Regions from separate parts of the Homo sapiens genome. Here region 2 is linked to region 1. Evidence: chromatin loops called from intact Hi-C (ENCODE). Cell type or tissue: GM12878. All regions are shown on one strand. Each heading gives the region's core, and the rest is flanking DNA. Links, peaks and the distances in the headings are about the cores only.

Region 1 (8,541 bases), core at 103-8,102:
TTGCACCCCAGGGGCCTAGACAACAAGAGCGAAACTTCGTCTCAAAAAAAAAAAAAAAGAAAAGAAAAAGAAAAAAAGTATTATTTAAGTGTTACATAAATCTGAGTGTTGTGATAGAAAATTCGATTGGTTTTAAAAAGTCACAGAGTAAAGTGTATATTATGACCCATTTATGTCAAAACAAGCTATTTATAGTAATATTTGTATATATATATGTGTGCCCCCCCACCAAAAAAAAAAAAAGATAAGAAAGGCTTGGAGACTGGGCACGGTGGCTCACTCCTGTAATCCTAGCACTTTGGGAGGCTGAGGCAGATGGATCACCTGAGGTCAGGAGTTCGAGACCAGTCTGGCCAACATGGCGAAACCCTGTCTCTACTAAAGATACAAAAATTAGCTGGGCGTGGTGGCGCTCGCCTGTAATCCCAGCTACTTGAGAGGCTGAGGAAGGAGAATCGCTTGAACCTGGGAGGTAGAAGTTGCAATGAGCCGAGATCATGCCACTGCACTTCAGCCTGCCCAACGGGAGCAAGACTCCATCTCAAAAAAAAAAAAAAGAAAGGCTTGGAATTGCGCGGCAAACCACTACCTTTGATTCCCTCACAGGAGGGGAGAAAATTTTAACGGGGTTATATTTATATATTATTTGCGTCTTTAACAACAATTTTGACCTTTTACATTTGTCAAATATTTCAAACATAATGAAAGTTATAAAATAAATAAAGAGGGCCTAGTGCAGTGGCTCACGCGTATAATCCTAACATTTTGGGAGGCTCAGGCAGGCAGATCACCTGAGGTCAGGGGTTCGAGACCAGCCTGGGCACCATGGCAAAGCCCCGTCTCTACTAAAAATACACAAATTGGCCAGGTGTGGTTACATCTGTAATCTCAGCTACTCAGGAGGCTGAGGCAGGAGAATCGCTTGACTCAGGAGGCAGAGGTTGCAGTGACCCGAGATGGTGCCACTGCACTTCAGCCTGGGCAACAGAGTGAGACTCCCTCTCAAAAAAAATTAATAAAATAAATAAAGACTCGTGTATCCAGCATCCAGTGTTGGCAAATGTTAGAGATTTGCCATATTTGTATGAGTTTTGCAATTTAAAACAAATATTCTTTTTTTTTTTTTTTTTATGACGGAGACTCACTGTCGCCCAGGTTGGACTACAGTGACATGATCCCGGCTCACTGCAACCTCCACCTCCCGGGTTCAAGCGATTCTCTTGCCTCAGCCTCCTCCTGCCTCAGCCTCCGGAGTAGCTGGGATTACAGGCGTGTGCCACCATGCCCAGCTAATTTTGTATTTTTAGTAGAGACAGGGTTTCACCACATTAGCCAGGCTGATCTCGAACTCCTGACCTCAGGTAATCCGCCTGCCTCTGTCTCCCAAAGTGCTGGGATTACAGGCGTGAGCCAATGCGCCAGGCTCCTGAAACAAATATTCTTACTTGGGAAATAGTCTTAATCTGGGAGGATAACAGACCATACTATTTCTGTTAAAGTGATTGGGGTCTCCAGGCCGGGCGCGGTGGCTCACGCCTATAATCCTAGCACTTTGGGAGGCCGAGGCGGGTGGATCACCTGAGGTCAGGAGTTCAAGACCAGCCTGGCCAACATGGTGAAACCCTGTCTCTACTAAAAAAAAAATACAAAAAAATTAGCTCGGCATGGTGGCGGGCACCTGTAATCCCAGCTACTTCAGGAGGCTGAGACAGGAGAACCCCGTGAACCTGGGAGGCGGAGGTTGCAGTGAGCCGAGATTCTACCACTGTACTCCAGCCTGGGCGACAAGAGTGAAATTTTATCTCAAAAAAAAAAAAAAAAAGAAAAAAAAAAAAAGAACGTGATTGGGGTCTCCAAAGACCTTTTCTTTTTATTCCTCAGTCTTTTGTAGATTGAGTAAAAAGACTAAGGAAGACCAAAATGCATGCATATAGACTGTCAAGCCTTGGCCATTTGGGGAAGACTTCAGTTTCTCTCTAGAATTCTTCATTTTATTTATTTATTTAGAGACGGAGTCTTGCTCTGTCGCCCAGGCTGGAGTGCAATGCCACGATCTCGGCTCACTGCAACCTCCACCTGCCGGGTACAAGCTATTCTCCTGTCTCAGCCTCCTGAGTAGCTGGGATTACAGGTGCCCACCACCATGCCTGGCTCATTTTTGTGTTTTTAGTAGAGGCAGGGTTTCACCATGTTGGCCAGGCTGCTCTCGAACTCCAGACCTCAGGTGGATGCACCCGCCTCGGCCTCCCAAAGTGCTGGGACTACAGGCGTGTGCCACCGCGCCCAGCGAATTCTTCATTTTATAATCTGTCTCTTCCACTGTGAGGGTTGAAAGGAACACTGAATATAACAGGTGAGTTAATTAAGGGGTTAATGCCAGGAAGAGTCACGAAAGTTCAAAGATTCTTTAAAAAACTTGTCTTTTTAGGGCGGGCGCGGTGGCTCACGCCTGTAATCCCATCACTTTGGGAGGCCGAGGCGTGTGGATCACCTGAGGTCAGAAGTTTGAGACCAGCCTGGCCAACATGGTGAAACCCCCCCTCTACTAAAAATACAAAAATTAACCGGGCGTGGTGGCGCGTGCCTGTAATCACAGCTACTAGCGGGGCTGAGGCAGGAAGATCGCTTGTACCCGAGAGGCGGAGGTTGTGGTGAGCCGAGATCGCGCCACTGCACTCCAGCCTGGGCAACAGAGCGAGACTCTGTCTCAAAAAAACAAAAAAGAAAAAAAAGAAAAAAAAAAAAAAAAATTGCCTCTTTGGATTGATGGACAAGTACTTTAACCAATGGAAATAAAAATCTAAGCATTACTTCATCATACTCAATTGTGATTGGTTGACGATCCCCGAGGGAGGGCTCAGAGGGCTGGCAATTAACCCTTTCAGGGAAAATCAGGCCTTTTGCATTTATTTTATTTTAAAGTTGAAGTAGTAACAGATGAAAAGCCTACAAAAGTCCCCGGACTTTCAAATACCACATTTCAGTCTTAGCCCAGAAAGCAGGATTTCGCCCCACAAAGGAATAGTCAAGGACAAATTTCCTGGAGAAAAGTTTTGAACTTTTAGAACGGGGAATCCGCTGACCTCGCTGAGTAAGTGAGAAGGTTGATTCACTTTTTGTGCTGTTGGAACAGGGACCAGTGTTGGAGATGATTCCATTAATCTTGCGAAGTGATCAGTCACTGGGAGGATTGAATTGCATTTCCTGCCTAAAGATAGAGACAGATGACCTTTGCTGCAGCCCTCAGACCCCCAGTTCACAGCTGGGGAGAGGATGTGTCAGCGTTTACTTTCAGGTCTCACCCTGCCCTTTGTTCAAAATTCAGACTCTTTTGTGTTTAGGCTGCTGCTGGGGTTTTTGTAGTTGTTGATGCTGCTTTTTTTTTTTTTTTTTTTTTTTTTTTTATATAACCGCCCACATCCTGCAACTTCTGAGAAACAAACTCTCTATTTGGTAGAAGATAAAATCTGGAGGTGCCTCGGAGAGGGAACCAGAATAGACAGGGAATTCCGACAGGCCATTGGGCCTTTAGGCTTTAATTACTGCCCTCACCCCTTCCTGGACTCCCTAAATGCTGCAGGCTGAACTGGATGGAGCCAAAAGTCCAGCAAAATGAATAACAATGCTTCGTGTTTATATGGCTCTACTACAAGAAAGCTTTTACACACATTACCTCATGGAAGAGGCACTGCTAAAGCAGAAGTATTTACATAAATGAACATTCGCAGTTCCTAAATGTAGTCAGCTGCATGACCTAGGACAAAGTGTCCAAACTTAAGTCTCAGTTTTCTCATCTGTAAAATGGGGTCACATGAAAGTTACCAGAGGAGGCCGGGCGCAGTGGCTCACGCCTGTAATCCCAGCACTTTGGGAGGCTGAGGTGGGCGGATCACAAGGTCAGGAGATGGAGACCATCCTGGCGAACACGGTGAAACCCCATCTCTACAAAAAATTAGCAGGGCGTGGTGGCTGGCACCTGTAGTCCCAGCTACTCAGGAGGCTGAGGCAGGAGAATGGCGTGAACCCAGGAGGCGGAGCTTGCAGTGAGCCGAGATCTCGCCACTGCACTCCAGCCTGGGTGACAGAGCGAGACTCCATCTCAAAAAAAAAAAAGTTACCAGAGGGTCAAGGCGCGATGGCTCACACCTGTAATCCCAGCACTTTGGGAGGCCGAGGCAGGCAGATCCCCTGAAGTCAGGAGTTTGAGACCAACTTGGCCAACATGGGGAAGCCCCATCTCTACTAAAAACATAAAACTTAGCTGGGCATGGTGGCTCATGCCTGCAATCTCAGCTACTTGGGAGGCTGAGGCAAGAGAAATGCTTGAACCTGGGAGGCGGAGGTTGCAGAGCCTAGATCGTGCTACTGCACTCCAGCCTGGGTGACAGCAAGACTACGTCTCAAAAAAAGAAAGAAAGAAAGAAAGAAAGAAAAAGAAAAATAGGCCGGGCGAGGTGTCTCATGTCTGTAATTCCAGCACTTTGGGAGGCCAAGGCAGGCAGATCACCTGAGGTCGGGAGTTCGAGACAAGCCTGACTAACATGGAGAAACCCCGTCTCTACTGAAAATACAAAATTAGCCAGGCATGGTGGCGCATGCCTGCAATCCCAGCTACTTGGGAGGCTGAGGCAGGAGAATCGCTTGAACCCGAGAGGTGAAGGTTGCGGTGAGCCAAAATCACACCATTACACTCCAGCCTGAGCAACAAGAGCAAAACTCCATCTCAAAAAATAATAATAATAAAATAGTTACCCGACAATTGAATGAGCCAATGTTCTATAACAGGACTCAATAAATGGTGTGTCTTAATTAAAATGAGGTTGACCTCCTGGGCTCCAGAACGATGACAGCTAGCTGTGGATTGGGCAAATTTAGCTTTTCCCCAAGGGGAACGCCTTGGGGAAGCCTGCCTGGAATGTATGGATTGAGTCCCCTTGCTTGTACATCCTGTCCCTCACCAGACTCCAAAGTCTGACCGTGCTGAACTATTTTGAGTTCTTTGACTAAACCTGCTCTTTCCTCCTCTAGACCTTTGCATATGCCAGTCTATTCCCGCAGCCCTTCTTCCCTCCTGTTTCTCCTGGAATCTGCTTTGCTCTCTCTCTTTCCTGCCCCCTCCCAGTAATTACCACATCATCTTACTGTTGCCTGTGCCTTCACCAGACTGTAAGCCCTGGAGGGCAGTACCTGGTCTGTCTCATTCATGGATATAGCTCTAGCAAAGTGCCTGCATGTTCTCTAAAAATACTTGTGGTTTTTTTTTTATTATTTTATTTTTTTGAGACGGAGTCTCACTCTGTCGCCCAGGATGGAGTGCAGTGGTGCGACCTTGGCTCACTGCAACCTCTGCCTTGCCTCCGGAGTTCAAGCGATCCTCCTGCCTCGGCCTCCCAAGTAGCTGGGATTACAGGCACCCACCGCCACACCCAGGTAATATTTGTATTTTTAGTAGAGACGAGGTTTTGCCGTGTTGGCCAGGCTGGAAAACATACTTGTTGAATGGAAACCCAGCACCCCAATTCCTTCTCCCCAAATCCCAAAACTACTCACCCTTCTGGAAATCTCAAATAACTGCTGAAATTTTCTGTTTTCCTGGATAACCAAATTATAATACCCTTTACAGATGGTGTCCATGGCTTTTAACCCTCCTTGAAATGACATTCATTAATCCCACAACTATTTATTGAATGCCTCCTTGATTCACACAGAAAGCAACCTTAGGCAGGCACTGTGGCTCATACCTGTAATCCCAACAATTTGGGAGGTCAAAGCGGGTGGATCCCTTGAGCCCAGGAGTTAGAGACCAGCCTGGGCAACATGGTGAAACCCCATATCTACAAAACAAAAACAAAACACAGCAGCCTTGATAGGAAACTCTCCTCTTCATCCCGCGTCACCTATTCATGGCAGAGAGTGTGACGATCCCCCTGATGCGGCTGAGATGTTCTGAAATGAAGACGTTGGCTCTCATCCCCAGCCTGAAGAGAGAAAATTCTGAGATGGCTCCCTTACAGATTGAGAGCAGGTGAGTTTACCTCTACTCTCACGCAAAACTCTCATTCAGAACACCTGTCACAACTAATAGACTACTCACGTGTCCACAGTCTAACACCACTCAATAAAAGGAAAATTCCCCGTCTAATCCCAGCACTACAGGAGGCCAAGGCAGGAGGCTCACTTGAGAGCCCAGAAGTTTGAGAACAGCCTAGGCAACATAATTAGGCCCTGTCTCTGTTAAAAAAAAAAAAAAAAAAAAAGGAAAAGTCTCTGAGGAGTCTGAGGAGACCAACCTTGTTCGTCCTCTTCACTATTTTATTTATTTATTTATTTATTTATTTATTTATTTTGAGACAGAGTCTCGCTCTGTCGCCCAGGCTGGAGTGCAGTGGCACCAATCTCGGCTCACTGCAAGCTCCACCTCCCGGGTTCACGCCATTCTCCTGCCTCAGCCTCCCCAGTAGCTAGGACCACAGGCGCCCACCATCACACCCGGCTAATTTTTTGTATTTTTAGTACAGACGGGGTTTCACCGTGTTAGCCAAGTTGGTCTCGATCTCCTGACCTCGTGATCCACCCGCCTCAGCCTCCCAAAGTGCTGGGATTACAGGTGTGAGCCACTGCACCCGGCCTCTTCACTGTTTATTTTCAGGTCCTAGGACCCAGCTCATAAAACATACTCAACGAATGTTTGTTGAATGAATGAATTCCTCAACCTCCAAAACTATGTATATTTTCAGCTTGATCAACTATCCTTAAAGTGTACCTCTTTGAACAAGATACCGGCTGGGTGCGGTGGCTCATGCCTGTAATCCCAGCACTTTGGGAGGCCAAGGCAGGCAGATCACCTGAAGTCAGGAGTTTGAGACCAGCCTTGCCAACATGGTGAAACCCTATCTCTACTAAAAATACAAAAATTAGCCGGGCATTGTGGTGGGCACCTGTAGTCCCAGCTACTCAGGAGGCCGAGGCAGGAGAATCGCTTGAACCCGGAAGGTTAAGGTTGCAGTGAGCCGAGATGGCGCAGCTGCACTCCAGCCTGGGTGACAGAGTGAAACTGTGTCTCAAAAAAAAAAAAGTCCTGACACACTGGCTCACGCCTGTAATCCTAGCACTTTGGGAGGCCAAGACGAGCAGATTGCCTGAACTCAGGAGTTTGAGACCAGCCTGGGTAACATGGTGAAACCCCGTGTCTACTAAAACACAAAAAATTAGCCAGGGGTCGCAGTGTGCGCTTGTAGTTCCAGCTACTCGGAAGGTTGAAGCAGAATTGCTTGAACCCAACAGGCGGAGGTGCAGTGAGCTGAGATCATGCCACTGCACTCCAGCCTGGGTGACAGAGGCAAGACTCCGTCTCCAAAAAAAAAAGATACCAAGTTTCTTAGAGGTATAAAAAATACGTTGGTGTGCCTTGGCGAGGCGGGAACACCTTTCTAGCTCCAAAGTCCAGACCCTTACCCACTCTATTCCACACTGCCACCCTTATTCATGACACCTGTTGCACACAAACTGAGTCATGGGGACCAGCCATCATTGCTCGCAGCTGAGGCCTAAAAACGCGTACCCTGCGTCCCCTCCACCGCCACCAGCCAGCAGTCTGGGAGGCACCCCTAGCTCATGATGCCGGGTAGAGGAGGGGCCGCTGTTTGCATGTGACTCTAGCTTCCTCACTGCTAGGCTGTGCCTAATTATTTTATTTTTATTTATTTATCTATCTATTTATTTATTTATTTATTGAGACGGAGTCTTGCTCTGTCGCCCAGGCTCGAGTGCAGTAGCGCCATCTTGGCTCACTGCAAGCTCCGCCTCCCGGGTTCACGCCATTCTCCTGCCTCAGCCTCCCAAGGAGCTGGGACTACAGGCGCCCGCCACCACGCCCGGCTAATTTTTTGTATTTTTAATAGATACGGGGTTTCACCGTGCTAGCCAGGATGATCTCGATCTACTGACCTCGTGATCCGCCCGCCTCGGCCTCCCAAAGTGCTGGGATTATAGGCGTGAGCCACCGCGCCCGGCGGCTGTGGCTAATTATTAGGTAACTAGCGTCGTTGGGTCTCCCTACCTGAAGGCCTAAAGGCTGGAGATAAGAGGGCTGAAGGGGAGTAGAGCCAGGACTGGTGGGCCTGGGAGCCACCAATAGTCCCAGAAGATCCTACGGGGACTTTGCCTTCTGCTCCTGATCTCTGGAATCGATTCATCAGCCTGAGCTTCGACTCCAGCCTCTGCATCCGCTTCTCCCAAGGTGATTCCTCAATGTCTGCTCTGGGCACCTCATGGATGCATCGCAAGGGCTTTAGGGAGTCCTCTGCTCACAGGGATTGACCTACCCGCTTGCCAGGTCTCAAGCTCTTGAGAGAAAGCCTGATGCTCTTTTTGTCTTCACCTCCATCCTAGGCACTGGGTAGGAACACAGCCAAGAACGATTGCAGGATGGGTCCTTCCAGGACACTGACGTCTCAGCTTGCGCACTGTGAGTCCCTGGACGAGTTACTCCACCTCTCTGAACCTCCTCCTCACTTGCATAATGGGAAAAATAATGGACAT
Region 2 (8,541 bases), core at 120-8,119, 67 kb after region 1:
GGATTACAAACACGCATCACCACGCCCTGCTAATTTTTGTATTTTTAGGAGAGACAGGGTTTCACCATGTTGGCCAGGCTGGTCTTGAACTCCTGACTTCAAGTGATCCGCCCGCCTCAGCCTCCCAAAGTGCTGGGATTACAGGTGTGAGCCATAGTGCCCACCGATAATGTCTTGAAGGATCTCCCCATGCTCTGTTTCTCTCTGTCCCTCTGCTGGCGCCTCCATGCAGCCAGTCATTAAACTCCCTCCTTACTGACCCACCCTCTCCTCTCTCATCCCCACCACACCATGCGCCATGCAGCCCCTACAGCGCCGGAGGACTCTTTAAATCGCCCATCTAGGCTGGGCGCTGTGGCTCACCGGCTCACTTTAGGAGGCTGAGGTGGGTGGATCACTTGAGGTCAGGAGTTTGAGACCAGCCTGGCCAACATGGTGAAACCCCATCTCTACCAAAAATACAAAAAATTAGCTGGGCGTGATGGCGGCGCCTGTGATCCCAGTTACTGGGGAGGCTGAGGCAGGAGAATCACTTGAACCTGGGAGATGGAGGTTGCAGTGAGCTGAGAATGCACGGTAGCCTAGGTGACAGGGTGAGACGCTATCTCAAAAAAAAAAAAAATCGCCCATCTGATCATGCTCGCCCCCCTCCCACTCTTATTTTGACCCAGAAAAATGAACATAAACACCATACTTAGCCTGGCGTGGTGGCTTACGCCTATAATCCCAGCACTTTGGGAGGCCGAGGCAGATGGATCACCTGAGGTCAGGAGTTTTAGACCAGCCTGACCAACGTGGCAAAACCCTGTCTCTATTAAAAATATAAAAAATTAGCTGAGTGTGGTGGTGGGCACCTGTAATACTAGCTACTTGGGAGGCTGAGGCAGAAGAATTGCTTGAACCCAGGAGTCGGAGGTTGCAGTGAGCCCAGATCGTGCCATTGCACTCCCACCTGGGCAACAGAGCAAGACTGTCTCAAAAAACAAACAAACAAACAAACAAAAAACACCACACTTAGGCTGGGCGCTGTGGCTCACGCTTGTAATCCCAGCACTTTGGGAGGCCAAGGCAGGCGGATCACAAGGTCAGGAGATCGAGACCATCCTGGCTAACATGGTGAAAACCCGTCTCTACTAAAAATACAAAAAAATTAGCTGGGTGTGGTGGTGGGTGCCCGTAGTCCCAGCTACTCGGGAGGCTGAGGCAGGAGAAGGCCGTGAACCAGGAGGCGGAGCTTGCAGTGAGCCAAGATCGCGCCACTGTACTCCAGCCTGGGCAACAGAGAAAGACTCCGTCTCAAAAAACAAAAAACACCACACTTAGTGTCCAACCACAGGGAAACAAGGTCTGTTTGCAGATCACACCCGAGGAGGTTGGGTTGAGAAGCCAAGTCTACTCCTCAAAATCCTGATTTCCCACATATCCCTGAGGGCCCCCGCAACTCTTCTCCTCACTCCTGTCCCAGGGCAGACACACTCTGCTGTTTTACATCTCGTTCCCTTTGCTATTTTTTTGCCTCCCATCTTTCTCCCTTTTTTTTCTTCCTGGCTAACTCCTAGCATCTTTTAGTGTCACCTCCTACAGGAAGCCTGCCCTGAATTCCCTCTTTTTGAGACAAGTCTTGCTCTGTTGTCCAGGCTGGAGTGTAGTGGCACCACCATAGCTCACTATAACCTCAGCCTCCTGAGATCAAGCAATCCTCCTGCCTCAGCCTTTTGAAAAGTTGGGACTACAGATGTGCACCACAACATCTAGCTAATTATTATTATTATATAGTTTTATTTATTTATTTATTTATTTTGAGATGGAGTCTCACTCTGTTGCCCAGGCTGAAGTGCAGTGGCGTGATCTCGGTTCACTGCCACCTCTGCCTCCTGGCTTCAAGCGATTCTAATGTCTCCGTCTCCCTAGCTGGGACTACAGGTACACACCACTATGCCCGGCTAATTTTTTTTGTGTTTTTTATTTAGTAGAGACGGGGGTTTCACCATGTTGGCCAGGCTAGTCTCGAACTCCTGACCTCAAGTGATACACCCCTGTCTGCCTCCCAAATTGCTGGGATTACAGGCGTGAGCCATTGTGCTTAGCCTTCTGTCCTGAATTCTCTAGGCTGGGCTTGATGACCTTCCTCTGGGCACCCTGTGAAAACATCCCTCCTAATACCATATTCTACGTAAATTGGTTATTCAGGGCTTTCTCTTCCTACTTGCCAATAAACAATTTGGGAGCAGAGAACATGAAACCCTGGGCTCTACCACTTGCTAGCTGTGTGACTCCAGGCAAGACTGAAACTGCCTTTGCAAAATTATGACTGAGACAGTGAAAGAGATTTAATTTAACTGACTCCATCTTGCTTCTAACCTCTAAGCTGTCCATGTCCATTCCTGGGCTTAAGCTGAACTAACTTTGGGAGAAACTTATAGTTTATAGTTTAAACAAAGACAGTAACAGCCCTTTCCCGAAGACCTCCTTCTTGCCTGGGGACTAGATTGCCTTTGTAGGATTAACATTAGCTACAAGATTATAAATTATGGTTTAGGAGTCATGCAGCTGGAAGCTACAAGATTCTGATCCTCACTAAACTGCTCCTAAGATCAATGCTTAAGATATTTTGCAGACCTTGCACTTGATGGATCAGCTGGCACTACCCAAATCAATAAACTGATTTATGTGATCTTGTGGCTCCCCACCTAGGAACTGACTCAGGGCAAGAAGACAGCTTTGACTCCCTGTGATTTTATCTCTGACCAATCAGCACGCCTGGCTTACTCTTTCCCCCACCCACCAAGTTATCCTTAAAAACTCTGCAGCCAGAATGTTCCGGGAGACTGATTTGAGTAATAATACAACCCAGGGCCAGGCGCGGTGGCTCATGCCCGTAATCTTAGCACTTTGGGAGGCCCAGGCTGGCGGATCACCTGAGGTCGGGAGTTCGAGACCAGCCTGGCCAATATGGAGAAACTCTGTCTCTACTAAAAATACAAAATTAGCAGTGTGTGGTACCACATGCCTGTAATCCCAGCTACTCGGGAGACTGAGGCAGGAGAATCGCTTGAACCCAGGAGGCGGAGGTTGCGGTGAGCCGAGATCACACCATTGCACTCCAGCGTGGCGACAAGAGCGAAACTCCATCTCAAAAAATAAATAAATTAATAATAATAATAATAAAACTCAGGTCTCCCACACAGCCAGTTCTGTGTTAATTACTCTTTCTCTATTGCAATTCCCGTCTTGATGAATCGGCTCTGTCTGGGGAGCAAGAAGACAGCTTTGACTCCCTATGATTTTATCTCTGACCAATCAGCACTCCTGGTTCACTGTCTTTCCCCCACCCACCAAGTTATCCTTAAAAACTCTGCTGCTGGAATGTTCGGGGAGACTGATTTGAGTAATAATACAACTCAAGGCCAGGCACCGGCAAGGTGAACCCCTTGGGCAGTTACAAGACACCTCATCTCTTCGAGCTTGTTTGCTTATCAATAAAATGGGCATGAAGATGATGATGATGATGAGCTGTTGCTGTGAGAGTTAACTGAATATTAAATGTGTTTCAGGCCGGGCGCGGTGGCTCACGCCTGTAATCCCAGCACTTTGGAAGGCCGAGGCGGGCGGATCACGAGGTCAGGGGATGGAGACCATCCTGGCTAACACGGTGAAACCCCGTCTTTACTGAAAATACAAAAAATTAGCCGGGCGTGGTGGCGGGCGCCTGTAGTCCCAGCAACCTGGGAAGCTGAGGCAGGAGAATGGCGTGAACCCGGGAGGCGGAGCTCGCAGTGAGCCAAGATGGCGCCACTGCACTCCAGCCTGGGCGGCAGGATGAGACTCCCTCTCAAAAAAAAAAAAAAAAAAAAAAGTTTTAAATATGTGTTTCAGGCTCACAGTAGCAGTTGCTCAGTTGCAATACTGTTTATTATTAGTGTCTCTGGGACTGATGGTGAGGATTCCTCCACACTTGTGGGAGTAGATGGAGGGAACCTGTGCCCAGCTTGGGTGTTTCCGGGCTGAGCACGCGCCTCTGGCTGGCTTCGGCCCCCCGGGACCCTCCTCTCCTGTCCCCTGCTCTCTTGCTCCCACTTTTCCTACCTCCCTTTTATTCAGGCCCAGCAGAAAGGGGATTCTCAGAAAGTGATACCTGGGGAAAAGAAAGCCAGGAAACGAGGGGGAAAAGGGTGGAGGCGACTTCGTCCCCACAAGCCTGGCTGGCTCCTCGCAACCGCAGGGTTTCGTGGGCTCCTCCCTGGCCTTCTGTTGCTTCCTGTTTCCTGGGTTTTGTTCTGAGAAACTTTGCAATTCCCCCACCCCTTCCTTCTCCCACGAGCAGCACAACCCTGTCCTCCTCCCTGTAGACCTCCCCTCTCTTTTCTCCCAGGCCTCTCTCGGCTTCCCCTAAACACACACGCGCGCACACACACACACACACACACACACACACACCCCGGCTGGCAGGCCTGCTCACCGATTTCTTATCACCTTTCCACCAGCCTGAGTAGACTCTCCTGCACTTTCCTGTCTGTTGGTCAGGAAGGCTGAGGGTGCCGTAGCCGTCTCGCTTCCCAAACTTCCAGTCCCCCTCATAGATGGCTCCTTTCTTCTTCCAGACCTGTGTTCCTTTCCCTGGTGACACACAGATGGGCAATGCTGCAGACATGGCCGCCGGGGGGTGGGGGTGGTGTGCCTGCCTGAGCCTCAGGGGCCCCCAACTAGACGAATCTAGAGAGCTGGGACAGGCTCTGCGCATCATCCTAGACACCAAGTACCCAGGAGAAGGCCAGGAAAGTTCCATTTCTTTCTTTCTTTCTTTCTTTCTTTTTTTTTTTTGAGGCAGTGTCTCACTCTGTCGCCCAGGCTGGAGTGCAGTGGCGCGATCTCAGCTCACTGCAACCTCTGCCTCCCGGGTTCAGGAGATACTCCTGCCTCAGCCTCCAGAGTAGCTAGGACTACAGGTGTGCGCCAACACACTTAGCTAATTTTGTGTTTTAGTAAAGATGGGGTTCCATGTTGGCCAGGCAGGTCTGAAACTCCTGACCTCAAGTGATATGCCCACCTCGGTCTCCCAAAGTGCTGGGATTACAGGCGTGAGCCACTGCGTCCGGCCAGAGGTAATTCTCTTATTTGTTGATTAGTGTCGCATGCCTGTCTTTTCCAGGAGAATGTGAGCTGCAGGAGGGCACAGACTTTGGTCTGTTTTGTTCCCTGCACTGAAAAACTGTGCCTGGAGGCTGGGTGCAGTGGCTCGAGCCTGTAATCCCAGCACTTTGGGAGGCTGAGGCGGGTGGATCACCTGAGGTCAGGAGTTCGAGACCAGCCTGACCAAAATGGCGAAACCCTGTGTCTACTAAAAATACAAAAATTAGCCAGGCGTGGTGGCAGGCGCCTGTAATCCCAGCTACTCAGGAAGCTGAGGCATGAGAATCTCTTGAACCTGGGAGGCGTGGGTTGCAGTGAGCCGAGATGACGTCGTTGCAGTGAGCCGAGATGACGTCATTGCACTCCAGCCTGGGAGACGAGCGAAACTCCATCTCAAAATCAAACAAACAAACAAACAAACTGTTCCTGGCATGTTGTAGGTGACTAATACCTGCTAATTTACTGTTTTCTCTTTTTTTTTCTTTCTTTCTTTCTTTTTTTTTTTTTTGAGACAGAGTCTTGCTGTGTTGCCCAGGCTGAAGTGCAGTGTTGCGATCTCGGCTCACTGCAACCTCCGCCTCCTGGTTCAAGAGATTCTCCTGCCTTAGCCACCCCAGTAGCTAGAATTACAGGTGCCCGCCACCATGCCCAGCTAATTTTTGTATTTTTAGTAGAGACGGGGTTTTACCATATTGGCCAGGCTGGTCTCTAACTCCTGACATCGTGATCCGTCTGCCTTGGCCACCCATAATACTGGGATTGCAGGCATGAGCCACCGCACCCGGCCTTTTTTTTTCTTTCTTTCTTTCTTTTTTTTTTTTTTTAAGACGGAGTTTTGCTATCGTTGCCTGGGCTGGAGTGCAATGGCACGATCTCGGCTCACTGCAACTTCCACCTCTCAGGTACAAGCAATTCTTCCACCTCATCCCCCCAAGTAGCTGGGATTACAGGAATGCACCAGCACGCCTGGCTAATTTTGTATTTTCAGTAGAGACGGGGGTCTCTCCATGTTGGTCAGGCTGGTCTCGAACTCCCGACCTTAGGTGATCTGTCCGCCTCGGCTTCCCAAAGTGCTAGGATTACAGGCGTGAGCCACCGCGCCTGGCCTTTTTCTTTCTTTTTTTTAGACAGGATCTGGCTGTGTTGGCTATGCTGACGTACACAGCTCGCTGCAGCCTCAACCACCCAGGCTCAAATGATCCTTCTGCCTCAGCCTCCTGAGTAGCTGAGACCACAGGTGCATGCCACTACACCTGGCTAATTTTTTAAAAAAATTTTATAGAGGCAGAGTCTCTCTATGTTGCCCAGGCTGGTCTCAAACTACTGGGCTCAAGCAGTCCTCCTGCCTAGGCTTCCCAAAGTATTGGGATTACAGGCATGAGGCACCACACCAGGCATTTCTTTCTTTTTAGAGATGGGGTCTTGCTATGTTACCCAGGCTGGTCTTGAACTCTTGAGCTAAAGAGATTCTCCCTTCTCAGCCTCTCGACGAGCTGGGAATACAAGCACACACCAGTACACCGAGCTTAATACATATTTAACAAAACGATGAATAAAATATTTGTGGAGTACCAATATTGGTCAATTCATGTCTGGGTCCTTGGTAACCCAGGAACAAATTCAACATTATCCCTCTGAGCTTTGTGACCTTGACCAAGTAAGTTAATTCTTTGGGTCTCTCTGAGCCTCAGATATCTCAGCTGTAAAATGGGTATAAGAATATCTTATGGGGGGGCTGGGCGCAGTGGCTCACGCCTGTAACCCAGCAGTTTGGGAGGCCGAGGCGCGCTGATCACTTGAGGTCAGGAGTTTGAGACCAGCCTGGCCAACATAGTGAAACCTGGTCTCTACTAAAAATACAAAAATTAGCTGGGCGTGGTGGTGCTTGCCTGTAATCCCAGCTACTCTGGAGGCTGAGGTAGGAGAATCACTTGAATCTGGGAGGTGGAGGTTGCAGTGAGCTGAGATGGCGCCACTGCACTCCAGCTTGGGCGACAGAGTGAGACTGTGAAAGAAAGAAAGAGAAGGAGAGAGGGAGGGAGGAAGGGAGGAAGGGAGGAAGGAAGGAAGGGAAGAAAGAAAGAAAACGTGCCATTTGTGACAACATGGATGAATCTGGAGGACATTATGCCAAGTGAAATAAGCCAAGCAGAGAAAGACAAATACTGCATGATTTTACTTATATGTGGAATCTAAAAAGTCAAACTCATAGAAACAGTAAAATAGCAATTAGCAGGGGCTGGTGGGGTGGGGAAAATGTGGAGATGTTCTGTCAAAGGGTGCATACTTTTTGTTACAAGATGTACAAGATTTGGAGACCTAAGGCTGGGCACAGTGGCTCACTCCTATAATCCCAGCAATTTGGGAGGCTGAGGCAGGTAAATCACTTGAGGCTAGAAGTTCAAGACTAGCCTGGGCAACATGGTTAAGCCCTGTCTCTACTAAATATACACAAATTAGCCTGGTGTGGTGGCGCATGCCTATAATCCCAGCTACTCAGTAGGTTGAGGTAGGAGAATTGCTTGAACGTCAGAGGCAGAGGTTGCAGTGAGTGAGATTGCGCCACTGCACTCCAGCCTGGACGACAGAGCGAGACTGTCTCAAAACAAACAGGTCGGGTGCGGTGGCTCGTGTCTGTAATCCCAGCACTTTGGGAGGCCGAGGCAGGCGGATGATGAGGTCAGGAGATCGAGACCATCCTGGCCAACATGGTGAAACCCCGTCTCTACTAAAAATACAAAAATTAGCTGGGCATGGTGGTGAGCACCTGTAATTCTAGCTACTGGGGAGGCTAAGGCTGGAGAATCTCTTGAACCAGGAGGCGGAGGTTGTAGTGAGCCGAGATCGCAACACTGCACTTCAGGCTGGGCAAGAGTGAGACTGAAAAAAAAAAAAAACGCCGGGCATGATGGCTCACACCTGTAATCTCAGTACTTTAGAAGGCTGAAGCGGGCAGATCACCTGAGGTCAGGAGTTCAAGAACAGCCTGGCCAACATAGTGAAAGTCCCAGCTACTTGGGAGGTTGGAGGCAAGAGAATCATTTGAACCCGGGTGGCAGAGGTTGCAGTGATCCAAGATCGCACCACCGCCCTCCAGCCTGGCAACAGAGCGGGACTCCGTCTCAAAAAGACAAAACAAAACAAAAACAAAGATCTGGAGACCTGGTGTACAGCATCGTTCTATATTAATACTGTATTGGTGTATTGGATACTGTACTTGAAATTTGCTAAGAGAATAGATCTTAATTGTTCTCCCCACACACAAACAAAATGGTAATAATGTGAGGAGATGGATATGCTAATTACTTTGATTGTACTAATAATTTCGAAATGTAGACTTTTTTTTTTTTTTTTGAGACAGAGTTTCATTCTTGTTGCTCAGGCTGGAGTGCAACGGTGCAATCTCGGCTC

The links. Peaks named below come from ENCODE experiments on the same cell type or tissue, not always from the same donor. Only the 100,000 strongest peaks of a DNase experiment are listed, where the experiment ranks them.
Region 2: it touches region 1 in a loop (5-fold over the local background); 3 of 110 quality-filtered maps call a loop at or near these places.

What each region holds. Positions count from the first base shown.
Region 1 is chr12:121,587,523-121,596,063 of GRCh38, forward strand. It overlaps KDM2B-DT (KDM2B divergent transcript), which reads left to right. Exons shown (of 4, transcript NR_183427.1): 2 at 5,911-6,025; 3 at 7,902-8,032; 4 at 8,392-8,541. Among named protein-coding and RNA genes, the nearest start is that of KDM2B, 11 kb to the left of the region's middle. RefSeq lists enhancers at 3,436-4,251, 4,252-5,067. In GM12878, for the core only: no CTCF peak of the experiment used is centred there; DNase peaks (open chromatin) are centred at 2,859, 3,179 and 3,579; H3K4me3 peaks cover 805 bases; H3K27ac peaks cover 2,121 bases.
Region 2 is chr12:121,654,732-121,663,272 of GRCh38, forward strand. MORN3 (MORN repeat containing 3) reads right to left here. Exons shown (of 6, transcript NM_173855.5): 2 at 4,460-4,617. Among named protein-coding and RNA genes, the nearest start is that of MORN3, 11 kb to the right of the region's middle. In GM12878, for the core only: no CTCF peak of the experiment used is centred there; a DNase peak (open chromatin) is centred at 4,380; H3K4me3 peaks cover 864 bases; H3K27ac peaks cover 1,000 bases.